2 separate regions of the Mus musculus genome follow, and region 1 is linked to region 2. The links are chromatin loops, found by intact Hi-C in ENCODE. Cell type or tissue: heart. All regions are shown on one strand.

Region 1 (8,000 bases), 110 kb after region 2:
CCACGAGAGCCCTACTCTGTGTGACTGTGGACGTCACAGACACAGGGTTAACTCATCCCTTCACTTTCAGTCTTGGCTCCAGATCTCACATCCTCTTAGCCAGGTACTTCTCAAAAGGAATGGTAGGGTGTGAGACTTATAGGGAGAGCAAGGGGAGAGGGGCAGGGATCCAGGCCTAGCTATGGAGCAAAGCAGGAGAACAAGGCAGTGGCAGGACATAGCCTAAACAGAAGAGGGGCCCAATCTCCAAGCGATTAACTTCCTGGTCAGGCCCAAGGACCGCAGCAGGCAGACAGCTCTTAATCTTCCTTAGTGGTCTTCCCGGAAGATTCCATGGTTTATGTCCCTCTGGCCCCTGGGTCAAAGGAAAGACCCATATCTGAACCAACCTCCTACTTACTCCTGGCTGACTCAACAAACACTTTACTGCTCCAAGCCTCAGTTCATCTGAAATGTGGAGTCAGAGTGACTAGTCACAAAGTGAAAAACCTGCAGAAGGGACAAATGTTGGTTCCTTCCCAGGAACTGTACCTCTCCAGGGGAATGAAAACTGGGCCTGTCCTGAACAAGAGACCACATACTCGATTTCATTTATTGATCCTGACAGCCTTGGAGAGGGAGAGATTGCTGCCCTATATTCACAAGTGAGAATCTGAAGGCAGATAGGTGAGGGGCTGGCCCAAGATCAAAGCTACATATCCCACATGGACCTTACCTGGTTGTAAAAGGTTATATGCCAGCTATGGAAAGAAGTGGACAAAGAGGTCAGGGGCACCTCAAACCAGCTCTCTGACCAACCCTAGACTGAAATCCTGGCCTGTAGAAACAAGAGGTCTAGCCCATACCTCCCAGCCCGAAGAGAAAAAAAAGTCTCCTACCCCATCCCCACGAGAGTCAGAGTCGGAAGCCATCTTGGCTCTGAAGGGAGCTTGTTTGATTGGTTTTGTTTTTTAAATCTAGGAGCAGGAAGGGCCTGAACAGTGGGCACATGTGGCAAGGTAAGCCTCTGGGTAGAGAAGGGCCCTGCTACCTGCTCCCCTCCTGCCCCTCCTGTCACCCGCAGTGCAGTGCAACCATGTAACTGTCTAGCCCCAGCACAGCGTGCTCAAAAGCAGGCACCTGCCAATCTCAGCCCACGGCCTCCGCCCAGCCCCCTCTCCCGGAGGACAGATAATTCTCTCGCTCTCCCAGCCTGACAAAATAACTAATGCTAACTCAATAAAGTCCCCCTTGAAGGTTTTTAATTACCAGACTGTGCCGAAGACTAAAGACTCCAGGAGCAGGAGGGGGGGCTGCCGAGGCTGATGGGGTGATAGGCGTGGCAGAGACTGGACCGGAGGAGTGGTAAAGTGCCCTCCCTCTGACTAGGGGAGAAGGCAGGGCCAGGCCGGTGCTGTCCAGGGTGCTGGGCCCAGCAGTCACAGGATTTAGAATTCCTACTGGCAACAGCAGCCAGGGAGGGAGGCCCAGTGAGGCTCCTGGCTGACTATGCTGATTTGTCTTTGAGCTTCGTAGCCAACCACACAGTGGACACATCCCCAGTGAACTGAGAATGCACTGAGCCAGCAGTCATCAGCAAGCCTTCACGGTCCAGGTTCACAGAGTCTGGCAGCCCACAGACAGAATACAGACCTGTGATATGGGATGAAGGAGTGCACAAAGGTGGCTGTCAAAATAGTGTCCTCTGTGCTAACCATAGCTCCAGGCAGGGGGATGTGCTTGGGACACAGGAGGGACCAAGGCTGTCCAAAGGGGCTAAGAAGAGCCTAAAGAAGAGCCTAAGACATCACCCACCACAGATATTCAAAAGACCAAATAATGCCCTACTGTCATGAGGAGATAAGTTGGGGGTAGGCCAGAGTGGGAGGGAGTGCCAGCTGGCAACAACATACCCCACCCCCAACTATAGACAAGAGCAAACAAAGATAACGTCCAAAGTGAAGCTCTCAGCTTCCTTCACCCTAGCATAATACCAAACTCCTCTCTTACCACAGCCTACCTGTGAGCCACCCATGAGACAAGCCATAAGGCTTAAACTGGCCCCATTTTCTGGATGTGAACACAGAGGCTCCATGGACCCTTTGCCCAAGCCATGCTCTTTCTACTGCATCTTTCAAAGATCTGCTCTTTTCCGTGTTCTGCAGAGGTATTGCTGTAGGGGCAGTGCGGAGAGCCGGTGCAGCGGCGTTCAGCTCCCAGGGGCTTCAAGGGGGTGGTGGGAACCCCCAACACCCAGCCCTAACTGGAGTCTTCTGGCTGGGATCACAGCCCTACGACGACGGAGCTGCTGCCCACCAGCCGGCCCCTTGGCATCCGGCCCTGGATGGCAGCCAGCTGGGAAAGGAAGCAGCTTGGCTGGCCGCCAGTTCACAGTGCCTGAGCTGTCAGCCGGGAGGCAGGCCAGGCAGGACTGAGACCCCCTGCCCCTGAACAGAGCCCTGGCCAGGCCACCAGGATAGGGCCAAGCTCCTCCTCCCATCAAGAGATTCAAGGGGGCCCTGTCATTGCCAGCCCTGAGCAGGGAGCAGGGGACGTAATCTTGCTGGGTCCCCATTTATTCAGCTTAGCTTTGTACAAACGACGACTGTTGTGGAAGCGGCATGTGGAGCAGGAGATTTTCAAGTCAAATAATAATAAAAACAGCAACAACTACAGCTGACACTGAGCAAGCACTCAGTCAGCACTGGGTGTCCCTGCACAGACTCCCCCGGGAGGGAGATATTAGCGCTATCAGACGCAGCGGCTGAGCTCAGAAAGGGGCAATAACTCACCTACAGCCACACAGCATGCTGAAAGGGCTTGGGGCTGGATCAGTCCTGATGCTCCCCTGGCTTAAGCAGGGCTAGATGCCTGGGACAGGGCAGAAACTCATGCATCTGTTGAGTGTGGAGTTCAAGACTGGCCACGAGAGGATGCAGAGATAACCTCTCAGCCTGCCTGCTTATGTCTGTTCAAAGCACCAAGAGTAGGGCTGGAGTGATGACCCAGAGGTTAAGGGCACATATTGCTCTTCCAGACCTGCATTCCCAGCTTGTAATTGCCTGGGACTACAGCTCAGGGACTCCAACGCCCTCTTCTGGCCTCCTGGGGCACTGCATTCACATGCGCAAATCCATCCTCAGACATTTACAGACACATCAATATTCAAAATTTTATATATATATATATATATATATATATATATATATATATATATATATATATATATATATTAAAAGCGCTAGGGGCTTCCCACCATCTCTTCCCAACTCTATTCCATCAAACTTTCAGGCTATGGTGCTGCACTGGCTCTATTTCTACATGCCCAGGCAGGGAGCGCTAGTGACTCACCCACAGCCACACAGGTGAGGCGCAAACCATGGTTCCTACCACTCCTCTCATCAGAGTCCCAACATCACAGGAAGGCCCAGAACCACACTACTGGGCTCCCAAAGTTCTTAACCCGGGAGGCTAAAGGGGCAACTGGGATACAGGACAGGCAGTGCTGACTGAAGGAGTTCCTCTGGAGAGAGGCTGTCTTCACCTAAGACTGGATCACTGTGGGCTATCAGATAGCCACTAAGAAGGCAGGCACCCCAGGGAAAGCAGGAGCAGGCCAGCGTCACTCAGCGGGCACGGAAGGGTCAAGGAAGAAAGGTGCTTCTGGTGACCTTATGTCTGGAGGGGCTTGGGCTCTACTGAAGTCCACCCTGACCAGTCCCTCGAAGCAGAGGGCTGGTCTGCTAAGGAGTCTTGGCACCTCTTTGATCCTGTAGTGCTGGTGCTAGAGAGGGCTGGCGGGATAATATGCTCCTCTCCCTTATGAATGGCCAGGTGCATAGCAGTCTTGCCAGCTGGTAAGGTGCCAGCTTGGCCCTAATCGCTTATCTCTGCACTCGCCTTCCAGAGCTTGTCCTCCAGAAGGACAGATTCAGCCATAGAAGATGAAGCAGGGCTATGCTAGATCTTGGGGCCAGGTTAGTGGATGGCCCTTCTCCCATGGACTAGACGACATCCTGGGCATCCAGAGAGCACCTCTGCAGCTGCTGAGGGAGGACTGAGAGAGAGAGAGAGCAGGGAAGCCCCAGCATGATACCAGTACAGACAAGGCTACAGTGCAGCAGTGTCCTACCCTGGAGACAGTAAATGACAACAGCAGCGAGCAGACAGATGCTAAATCTATGTACCCTGCCCCCTGGGCCTGGAAGAATTTACCAGAGAAGCTGTGAGAGGACCTGAGAGGTGGCAGGCAGACATTATGAACTCCTAGAAACTGAGAACCTTACCTCTCACTGAAGGAGAGCAGGACGGGGGTGTGGTCCTTCTGAGAGTGCACATATACTGGCCTCTCCCTAACCTCATCTTTATCGGCCTCTTTCCCCCCATCAACTCAGCATCTGCACCCCATCCACACCCCACACTCCTCTTACCAATCTTCAGGTCAGCTTTAGATGCGCTAGGGCCTCTGTTTCCCACGGGGACAATAGGGAGACTGCCCTGAACTGAGGGGAGGCCCTCACCTCAAATCTTCACAGAAGTAACTGGAAGCTGGGAGGAGTGAGTCATTCAGGAACACCGTGGTCCTGGGATAGTGGGCAGAGATGCCACTCTTCCTGGGAGTCCACGCCAAGCCAACTCACAAGTCCATTTTTTCTCCCAGACATCAATTGGTCAACCTCTGCACTTCTCCCCAATGCTGGGGTTCCCTCCCTCCATCAGGATCTAGCTGGGCCAAAGCCAGGGAAATAGCTGATACCTGGAGCGGGAGAGAATAGCAGGGGAGGAGGAGGAAGTGGAGGGGAGAGGGAGGTGGGAAAGAGAGGAGGAGGAAGTAGAGGGAAGAGGGAGGTGGGAAAGAGGAGGAGGAAGTGGAGGGAGGGGTGAGGGAGGAGGGAAAGAAGAGGGGTAGGAGGGAAAAGTGGAGGGGGCAGATGGGGGAGAGAACAGTGGAAGAAAGGAGTGGGGAAAGGGGGGCGGGGAGGGAGGGACTCGTGGGGGAGGGGCGGTCTACAATCACTGCAACATCAAAGCCTTGCCCGCCGCAGAGCAGAGTCACGTGCAACCTCGTTCCTTGCGTTCCTTAGCTGGGAGAAGCCGCTGGGCCTGGGGCTGCTGAAGGAATTTTAAAACGAGGCAGATTGTCTAGAACGGGGAGTGGAGGAGATGAATGGAGTTTTATCTCTAAGTAAGGGATGAGGAGACAGGTTTGGAAACCTGTCCCCTGAAGCAGCAGAAGCCCAAAGGGCCCCTGCTCAGTGGCTGGGTAGGGAGCCAAGAGCAAGGACCACCCAACTCCTCTGGTAAATGGAGATTCTGGCCAGCCTGGCCTGGTTAAGAGAAGCTGGAAATCTGGCTTTCATTTAAAAAGCTTCCTCCTTTTAATATTGGCTCAAGTTTAAGAGGGGAGAAAAAGGATTCTTTTTAAAATCCACCATGTGGGCCAAATACAGTAGGTCCCCACCAGGCTCAGGGATGGGGCTGGGATGGGGCTTCTGATAGGCTCCAACCTGCTGTTTCATTTGTGGGATCATAAGGAGGGGTAGGAGCTCGCTCACTATCACAAAGAGGAGAGGATTAGAACTTGGGGGTCCCAGATCTGAGGTTCCATAGATCCAGGATCTGCAGGAGAATAGGAGGTGATGGAGGCTGGTGGCAACAGATGGATCTTAGGAATCCGCTACCCTGTCCCATGCCCAGCTCTGGGCAGTCCTGCCCCCAGCTCCTCATAGCTGCCCCTCCTAGCCAGCCTCTCACATGTCATCTGGGACCCCCCCCCCCCAAATCCTGGCTGCCTTTACTCCCTCCCTCACACTCCAGCCTGGAATGGCACCCTAACATTCAGCTGCAGGGAGAACCTGGCCAGGGCAATGCTACATGGTGACTGGGACAGAGATGGGGGCCCTCCATGAAGGAGAGAGCTGTCCCAGCTTGCTGGTAGGAGAGGTTCCCTAGGGAGGACTCAGGAACTGCACTCAACAGGCAATGTGGGGTAGGGGTCAGGGTATAGCAGAGTGGAAGAAAATCTGACTCAGACGTTGGACGTTTGATTTCCAGGGCACTGGGGAGCCTTTGGAGGGGTTGGAACAAGAGCGAGATCAGCTCAGATCCTCACTGTGGGAGGAATCGAGACACAGGGCTGGAAACCTGTTCTTTCTTAAAGTCATTCTTCAGCAAATATTTACCTAGTATTCCCATGGTACCAGACTGAGTGGTGGGGCAAAGCCAGTGGGGAGAAGGCTGGGAGGGGCCCCGATTGCACCAGGCAGGAGACCTAGACCTCCAAAGAACTAGACAAGAGGCTCTTCTCTGTAGAGGGACATGAGGCAGGGACAGCAGGGTCTCCCTAGGTGTGGCAACTAGGCAGGCAATGGTGGATGAGCTGTGTCAAAGGAGGCAGAGCTTTCCAGATGTTGTCTCAAAGGAAAGGGGGGCATTCTAAGGGAAAGGCCTTGGGGGAGGGGCAGGTGAAGGCAGGGACACTGCACACCTTAGTTCACCATCACCGGGATTTTCTGTCTCGAACAGAAGCCAGTACACTGGCAGCCATCCCCAAAGCTGATCCTTTCCACCAAGGTCTAGTCCTTTGAATAAAACCTCCTGGCAGGGTGGCCTCACAGGCCATCACAGGGCTCTAGGACCCACACATTTTGGAGATGGCAGGCCTAAATTCCAGATCCTTGGCCCTCAAACTTAGGGTAAGTCCCCTTGCCTTTTTGAAGCACCTGTGGGCCCTAGGAGAGAACCCCACAAGGACCCCAAAGTCTCCAGCTGAAGCAAACCAAAGAGTCATGCTTACAGAGTTGAGGGGCCACCCGCCCCCCCTCCCACCCCGTACAAGAGCCCAGAAGTGACTAATGATGGCTTATCAGATGCTAGCAGCCCCCAATCTCCCCAATCAGGAGACTGGGGCTGGCAGGACAGAGACATGATGGACACCAGACAGGACTTAGGCAAGGGATGGAGGGTCGGGGGAGGGAGGGCAGGCGGGGTGAGGAATGGGCCTGGCTGGAGAGGAAGGCTGTTCTACGAAGTCCTCTTGGCCCTGGCCGGGGACAGCTGAGGGTAGGGATGTAGCCTTGAACATCTGCCACCCTGTGCTCTTCCCTGAAGCATGTGTGGATTTGGGGTTGGCAATGAAAGGGCTCCTCTGAATGATCTCCTATCCCTCATGGGCTCCTGCTCCTCATGCAGGAAGGACATTAACAACCCACTCACTTTATAGATGAAGAAACCAAGGCCAGGAGAAGAGGCTGAACAGAGACCACCAGCAGGCGAGGGCAGAGGCCAGCGCTGGGCCCTCTGCTTCTCAGGCCTGGGTGGACAGGATTCTGGCTCTTCTGAATGGAGCCGAGGCCAGGAAGATGGCAAGGAGAAAAAAAAGCTGGCACAGGCTGTGGCTCTGCTCCAGGAGGTTTCTCCATGACCCCCTCCTCACTGAAGCCACAGGCTATCTGGTGCCTTCCCACCCGGCAGCTCAGAAGCCACCTGAGGGTGTCCCACCCACGTGGCACAACTGATCTAAGGCTGAGAAGAGCTGGCTGAAACCCAGCCTCCAGCCCAGACACCTGAGGTTAAGGCAAGACAGGGTTACTATCTCAGCCACCCACTGGGTGCCACCTCGTGCCAAATCCTGAGATGCAGGCTCTGCCTCCATCCTCCCTGTCCTTACACAGTGGTACCGAGAGGAAATGGAAGCTCGGTGAAGCTAAGCCCCAGCTCAAAATGAAGGCTCAGTGCAGGGCAGGCATCCCAGGACAGCAGTCAGTCATTTAACCCCTCAGCCAAGGAAGACAACCACATCCCAATTCTCCAGGCCAGAGGACTGAATTCTCCCATCTGATCACGAGTGCTAGGTTTGAGACCCCTCCAGGCAGTCTGGCCCCGACTCTAATCACCTTTCCATAGCCAGCTAACCAGGGGATGAGAGGAAAGTCTGGCTGGCACCAGGGCTGGTCCTAACTGTCTGTGCCCTTCCCACCCAGGAGACCCTTACACATGAGAGATGGTTCTTGAATAGAAGC
Region 2 (8,000 bases):
CAGTTTGTTCAAGAGACTGAGGAGTGTTTCATGGTCTGTCTTATTTATATGAGAAGGGTTCAGGAAGACACAATAGTTTCCAAGGAATCAGTCCATAAAAATTACACCAAAAGTCACTGTTGATGGCAAGTTGCTCTCATCCTTGCTTTCTGCCAATATCTGCACTTTCTGCATCTATCTGTTTTGGGTGTTCTCTTTGTCTCTTCCTCAAACCTCTCCTGCTATCACCACCAACAGACAAACTTCAGGAAAAAACAGGCCTCTGTGTAATAACTGCTTCCACAAAGCTTATCAACAAGCACCAGCTGGGAAGGCTGGTGTGTGTCCCGGAGTGGAGAATGCACCATTCAGAAGCATATATACATATATACATATATATACATATACACATCTGCCCTTGCTAAGTGCTTTACAAAAACACCAACAAGGAGGAAGACACTTTGCAGAGACAGCAGTGTATATACAACAACCTAGACTCCAGCTCTGGGAATGTAGGTGTCTTATGATGGTGCTAAGGTACCTTAAAATCCATCTTCAAGATGAAGCAGCTCATGTTCTTCAGGAGGCGACACTTGCAGAGACTGTGTTTCATTGCATGAAACATGGCTCAGAGGAGGTAGCTAGGCCTCAGGCCTATGTCAAGTAAGTTCTCTGTCATTCCAACCTGATGAGGGTTAATATCTTCTTTAAATCTCACGACATGTGGATGTTTATCACTAAGAACGGTTTGTGAAGAGGGTAGCTCAGTAGAAAGAGCTGTCGCCTGGCATTTGGGTTCTATCTTCACAACCACAAAACAATAAGCTTCTTGATGTTCAGCAGGTAGATAGAGCGCTGGGTTTCGTTCTGATGTCCCCAACATACCCTGTGGCCTGAACCTGAGAAGGTTCCCTTTGTATCCTTCTATTCCAAACACTCAACCTGACTCTCTCAACAGCAACAGGCATTACCCAGCTCAACTATGCCAGGATTCAGAGGCAGTCTCCTCTCTGAAGCTCACATGTGATCTCTACATAAAGTGGAAGAGTTCTCCGAGAGAGATCTAATTCTGACTCCGTATCAACTTAACTTTCAGAGGAGTAATCCCAGTAGCACCCCCTGGATGAACCTAGGGTTGGAGTGACACTCATCTGTGGATGGGCCATCTGCTGCCCCAGAGGGAACTGGGAGGATGCCATCCCTTTACTTTCCATGGCTGTTCTGTGTAGGGCATGTGGGTAGGTGCTATTCCTAGCATCCAGGACAGAGCATCACTTCAAATAATGGTTTCTGTTCCCTGTCTACTGCATCTCAGGATCTAGCAGAGAAGCTATGGTCCCTATCCACACCTGCAATCTAGCCCGAGAATAACAATCTTAGTATCACTGAGCTACCGTGATGCTTTCTCATCCCCAGAAATGGGAGGTGGTCTACTGGGCAACTGTTCAAAGACTTTACTTTTCTTATCCTCTTAGCCTGGTGGTGACAAGTGCATAACCCCCACATGCCAGAGAGCATCTTCTGTCCTCTAGCTCTGGCACGTTCTGCTAGACAGAGCAGTTGTAGCTCTCAGAAACACTGAGCTGGACAGCAGCAGCAGCATGCTTAGTATTTGCTGAGGCCTCATCAAATCCTCATTGAGTTCATCACTATTCTTTCTTTACAAAAGAAACAGAAGCATAGAGATACTAAGTAGTTTTAACCTCAGTTTCAAAGCCCCTTCCTCACCATTCTGTGTGAGAAAGTGGGGTACCAGTAGATCAGGACACACATATGGACACTCACTGTCCCTTTCCTGCCTTGTGTAGGTCCCTGTTAATGGTGGCTCTCGATCTGATCCTGAGTATGAGTGTTCCTTGAGGACAGGACAGTGGTATGATTCTGTCTCTGACCATAAGGTTTCAGCAAATACTTGGCACTTGAAGGATACTGACTGACCTCAATGTAACAGCTGAACAGACAACCCAAGAAAAAAAATTTACATTTACATTTCTTTTTTTGTGGGAAGAGTCTATAAAAAGAATATTCCAGACATTAAGACTGGATACTAGCTCTGTCCTTTTATTCAATAGGTAACTGCTACAACCTCAACAGACTTGAGGCCCACTCCACACAAGGGTCAGGCCTCCTATGACCAGATACCAGCCCGGGAAGTACAGAATACAACTCACTGTTCTGCTCAGGGTCTGGGGCTGGAGCTGGAAGAACCCAAGAATAAGTAGGATGACAACCAAGGTCCCAAACACATGAGTTACCAAGGTCTGGATTCCAAAAGTCAGGCTACAATTAAAGACAAAACCAAGTTCCACCTCAGCCAAGCCTTCAAGGACACTTACTTCAAGAATATGTCTCATGACCTGCTTAGAGTTTGACTCTAACCACTGGGCCAACTTAAAGAGACAACGACATAGAAACTGCAGATTCTACTTAGGTGGCATTCAAGTCCATTAGTTCCACTGAAGGCCAATGTAAATAGTTCTCCAAAACATACACACAGATATGCTTGTGTGTGTGTGTGTGTGTGTGTGTGTGTGTGTGTGTGTGTGTGTGTGTGTGTGAGAGAGAGAGAGAGAGAGAGAGAAAGAGAGAGAGAGAGATCACCACTTTGTACAGCTTGTACAAACCAGCAACTTCTAAAACTGCAGAGCTGACAACGCCTTGTCAGTCCATTAGTCTTCATGTTAGGTAGGACCTTGTGCCCCAAGAGCAAGTAGGTGGTTTTCATGAACCTTTCACAAGAGGCAGGCAAAGACAAAAAGCACTATAACAAAGCACCCTGCATCCCTTCTAGGGAGCCCACATCTGAATCCAGACCTATGGCACAGCAAGGTGCAAGCAGCCTTCTCTGAAGTCAGTAAATGAACTACCAATTAAACAAACATTTTCATGGAGGAGGAAAGCCAAATACTCTGAGATGGATTCAACTGTTTTTCAAATTTATGATTTTTTTCCAGAAAATGACAATAAAAAACCTCCTAGATTTTAGTCTAACCAGGGAAGAGGGCAAACCCAACAGAGAATGAGCCTGTTGTGGCTGTAGGAACAGAGGACCCTATTTAGAGAATTATCCCTCAGAGACAGCTAGTACCTCTGCCCACTGGAGCAACAAGGCCTCTGGCCATGTAAGTTCCATTCTCTTCAGCCTACTTTTTCTCATCCTTCAGTGACATGCAGGGCAGAGAGGACAAAGCAAGCTTCCAGACCCCGTCTCCACTAAGCTGCATTCTTATGGCTGTGAGCACACCCATCACAGTTTAATACCTTGACACCATTAAGAATATAGTGAAACTGGATGATGAAAGTCCAGTAAATCTCATTTGCCTTGTTTTTTTTGTTGCCTTTTTTTTTTTGGGGGGGGGGTGCTGAGACAGGGTTTCTCTGTGTAGCCCTGGCTGTCCTGGAACTCACTCTGTAGACCAGGCTGGCCTCGAACTCAGAAATCCGCCTGCCTCTGTCTCCCAAGTGCTGGGATTAAAGGTGCGCGCCACCACTGCCTGGCTTGCTTTTAAAAAAAAAAAAAAAAAAAAAAAAAAAGAATTCTTCACAATACTGGAGTGAGATTACAAATAATAAAATTTGGAAAATATTCTGTTTGTTTTTTCTTTTCAAAAACAAACGAACAAACATAGTATATAAGCCTTACCAAAATTTAAGGATTTTTGTTTGTTTGTTTGTTTTGTTTTTAAAGTGACCACTGGTTAGGTTCCACTAAGGCAAGAGTCAAAAGACCAGGCTCCTGGCAGAAGATTCCCACCCACAGGGTTGTCTTAGAAGCTCTGCCTTTAGGACCATCACTCATAGGCTCATTTGTCAGCTCTTCACTAAGGGCTAACTTTAGAAAAGTTGTCCTGACTCCAATTGGCAGTGGATAGTTAGTTCTGAAGCCTTCTTGCAGACATTCAGGAAGCTAAATAACAAAATAAAAAGCTGTTCTGTTATTGCTTTATTAATCCACATGACTAAAAGCTGGTGGTGCAGCCTAGAGCCATTAGGAGGCCAGAGGCCAGATACACACGGAGCTGGGTGAGGAGGTGGTGGGAGCTCAGCAGGCCCCAACTCACCTGTGCTTGCTGTCCATTCCCACGTGCACACTTCCCCCCTCACCCCCGCTCGGACTGCTCTGTGCTGAGGCTGCCTTTTGCGGTCTTGTTCTGCAAGGGGGGGAGAGGGCATGGAAGGGGAGGCTGATGCCGGCCAAAGCCAAGAGACAAGACAAAAGGGACAGAACAGGAAATACAGTGTGTGGGAACCAGGAAGGGTAGACGAAAGGACAGGAATGGCACATGGAAAAGGAAATAAAAAGCAGAGTCAGTACTGAATGACAAACAGGAGGCACCCAGACTGGGCTTGCTGAGGTAAAACATGATTATAAGTAAAAATAAAGAGAATACTGTCTGATCCTAAGACCCATCTCTGAGAATTATTCTTAAAAGCAAGCATAATCTGTCAGGAACATTCTGAGGACAGTCCTCTAAAGATGACTCCTTTAGTATTTTCCAGCCCTTCTGGAGACTGAGCGCCAATGACCACCAGGTGTCAGTGTGACCTCAGCTACACAGATCCAAGTACAGGAAAACAGGGGCAGCAGGGCAGCAGAAGTTTCCACCTTTGCCCTCCTCCTTCATCCCATCCCATGCTTTCTGTTGTACCGCAGGAATGGGTACAAGTCTCATCTTTTCACCTTTCCTAAAGGAAGTGAGCATTCACCACACTGGGAAATGGGCCGGCAGCAGCCATCACCTATACACCGCTGGGTTGCTTCTGCTGCACTACTTGAGAGAGAATGAGGGCTTCTCCCAGGCTCTGGAGTTGGCCTACTTACTAGTGTGATAGATGTTTCTAGACCAGGCCTTGCACCAACTCATTAACCAGATCCACAAACTAGATAGAGTTCTACTAAAACTCATGTACAAAGCAGTAAGTTTTATTGGGTCTGATATTTAATTACTCCTGAATCACAGACATTCCCCTCAAAAAACTAAACCTCTTCCCAACCTACCACAAAGGCTGTTGGGCCCCTTCCCCAGGGAGTCATTCAGTTCAGTGACACGCCACCTTCCAAAGGCCAGGAGAAGGCTACAGCTACAGCATAGGGAACGGGCACGGGTGAAGCCTCCCAGTGTCTGGGGTTTACCCCTATTTCCCAGCTACATAGCCAGCTCCACTGAGAGTGCAGGGGTCAGTGACTCACCTTGTGCTTGGGGCACCTCACCGAGAAATTCTCCTCATGCAGCAAACAATCTACAAAACAAGACAGTCAGATTAGAATGTATGCTTAACTGAGTATGGCTATACTGGTTGGACAGATACACATAAATGTAAGGGGCCTCAATACTGATTTATTTCCTTCCTAGTTTCAAATGTATATATGCAATACTCTTTTATATAAAATAAACCAACAGTACTTGTGGAGAAGCCAGATGCCATTGGACATATATGTATTTCCCCTAGCTTTATTATGTTTAGTGGATTATCCAGGGAACTGCCATGGGGCGCCCACATGATAACTGGAGACCCTATACTCCCTTCCAGGAGCTTTGGCTGTACCTGGATTTCAAGTTATTGAACATTTAAGACCATTTAGATCTGCATCTTAGACACGCAATTGTTTTCCTCATATTCTTTGCTTCTTGGACCACACTGTAGTTCCTAATAGGAAAACATTGACATCCAAAATAATCTATGGTACATTAACATGGCATCAGTCACAAAACAAAACAAACCCTAGTATTTTAAAGTGGTTGATGCTATGGGTAAATAACCATGATACTGTGATACAAAAATCACCCCCAACAACCAGGACATATAAATGTATAAATAAACTTTAATTTTTAAAAAAGGTTTATTATTTATTTATGAGTACACTGTAGCTGTCTTCAGACATACCAGAAGAGGGCATTGGATCCCATTACAGATGGTTGTGAGCTACCATGTGGTTGCTGGGAATTGAACTCAGGACCTGTGGAAGAGCAGTCAGTGCTCTTAACCACTGAGCCGTCTCTCCAGCCCTAAATTTCATTAAAATGTTTTATATTCATTAAAAGAAAAGCCTTAAAAGAATTCTACAAAAATATAGCCGTGACTCTCTTGAAGAAAATAGGTGGTTTCCATTAAAATGTTTTTATTGGGCTAGAGATGGCTCAAAGGTTAAGAGCACTGGCAGCTCTTCTAGACATCCCAAGTTCAATTCCCAACAACCACATGGTAGCTCACAACCATCTGTAATGGGATCCAATGTCCTCTTCTGTTGTGTCTGAAGACATTGTACTCACATATATAAAATAAATAAATTTTTAAAAAAAATTTCTCTGTATGTTTAAAATGACAATAGTCACTGTCAAAGTTAATTTCCAACAGAGTGTTCAGCTAACTCCACAGGACCAATGCAGAACCTCTTTAAAAACTACCTGAGCCGGGCGATGGTGGTGCACGCCTTTAATCCCAGCACTCGGGAGGCAGAGGCAGGTGGATTTCTGAGTTCGAGGCCAGCCTGGTCTACAAAGTGAGTTCCAGGACAGCCAGGGCTATACAGAGAAACCCTGTCTCAAACCCCCCCCCCAAAAAAAATAAATAAAATAAAATAAAATAAAATCCACCTGAAAAGTCAGTACCCTTTCCCCCTCTGTAGAGATAGCTCAGTATTCAAGTTAGAAAGGTAAGCCTGGAATTTCTGCTGTCACTTACATCCCACAGCCTCCAAAGACACAAGATACTAAATTACACAATTCACACTGAATACTTCAGAGGGAAAACCAAGTCCCATGAGGGTGATTTTAATCCCTGGAGGAAAAAAAATGATATATTCCAACTTTTAACATGGTGACAGCATTCCTGATGGCAGCAAGAATATGTGTGCCTCCAAGAAGTCCAGCTTTACTGCACAAAGGTGGTAGTGTGTGGAGCAGGGCAGATAAATCTAATTAATGAGTTCACTTTGTACATCACAACTCTGACAGACCGACAGCCAGGTTACCAACGCAGGACATGGTGGCAGAATGTTAATAAATATTGATCACACATTCTCAGAGAGCTCTCAGGCACTTACCTTAGTAAGTTTACTATTTAACCAGTTTAAATGAAATCCAGATTAGCAGCCTATATAGCCACAGATTTTAAGTGTAATTGTATATAAGAAGCCGAGGAACACATAAATGAAAACTTCTCAGACCCTCAGGATCCTAAACAAATCAGCTGAGATAGTGGTAGAATTTGACTCACTAGTATTATCTGCCTCTGGAGTCTCAGATCATCTCATCTACAGGGTAGACTATCAGCTTTCTTAGATCAAGGCCCAAGAACTCACCAGTTGTCACTAACTTCTAGGCCCCTCCTCCAGCATGAAACAAGCATAGCAGTAAATAAAATGCATTAATTTAAAACCTACCAGCACATAGCATGACCAAGACTCCTGCAGCTCCAATCTGCCAGTGAGATTAACAGCAGGAGACAGACAACTGGAACTCATGGAAGCACTCTCTGCTCACCTGAGCTCCAGCAGCTCTGTACCACCAGTCTCTAGGCCCAGTCAAACATGGCCCTGTGAAGCTTGGCCACCATAATGCCACAAGGTTTACAAAACCACCAGTTATAGGGACTGTTGCAAAAGACACCATCAGAAAGACACATTTGCTTGTCCTCAGAGACAAAACAGTATGACCAGTTGTGACAGTCCATTAATAAAATGTTTCCTAAAGTTAGAAAATGCTTTTTCTGAGAGAAAAAAAAAGTCACAAATAAAACAATGTGAGTATTATTACTTCTGGAGATGAAATCTCCTAAAAAAGTCTTACAGAATGTGCCCACATCTGTACTTTCAGCAGAACTCAGAAATCCGCCTGCCTCTGCCTCCCGAGTGCTGGGATTAAAGGCGTGCACCACCACCGCCCGCTCAGGTAGTTTTTAAAGAGGTTCTGCATTGGTCCTGTGGAGTTAGCTGAACACTCTGTTGGAAATTAACTTTGACAGTTACTATTGTACTGTGTATTTCAGCACATTAACAGACAATTCCTCTTTTCTATTCT

What was found. Peaks named below come from ENCODE experiments on the same cell type or tissue, not always from the same donor. Only the 100,000 strongest peaks of a DNase experiment are listed, where the experiment ranks them.
Region 1: a loop joins it to region 2, with 2.7 times the contacts of the local background. A loop is called at or near these places in 4 of 42 quality-filtered maps.

What each region holds. Positions count from the first base shown.
Region 1 is chr15:82,919,900-82,927,899 of GRCm38, forward strand. It overlaps a transcript of Tcf20 not described here. Among named protein-coding and RNA genes, the nearest start is that of Tcf20, 12 kb to the left of the region's middle. In heart, a CTCF peak has its summit at 3,070 (motif pointing left); DNase peaks (open chromatin) are centred at 1,372 and 2,342; H3K4me3 peaks cover 2,194 bases; H3K27ac peaks cover 3,076 bases; H3K27me3 peaks cover 2,591 bases.
Region 2 is chr15:82,810,441-82,818,440 of GRCm38, forward strand. Tcf20 (transcription factor 20) reads right to left here. Exons shown (of 5, transcript NM_013836.3): 4 at 5,171-5,220. Among named protein-coding and RNA genes, the nearest start is that of Cyp2d26, 20 kb to the left of the region's middle. In heart, a CTCF peak has its summit at 4,508 (motif pointing right); a DNase peak (open chromatin) is centred at 4,081.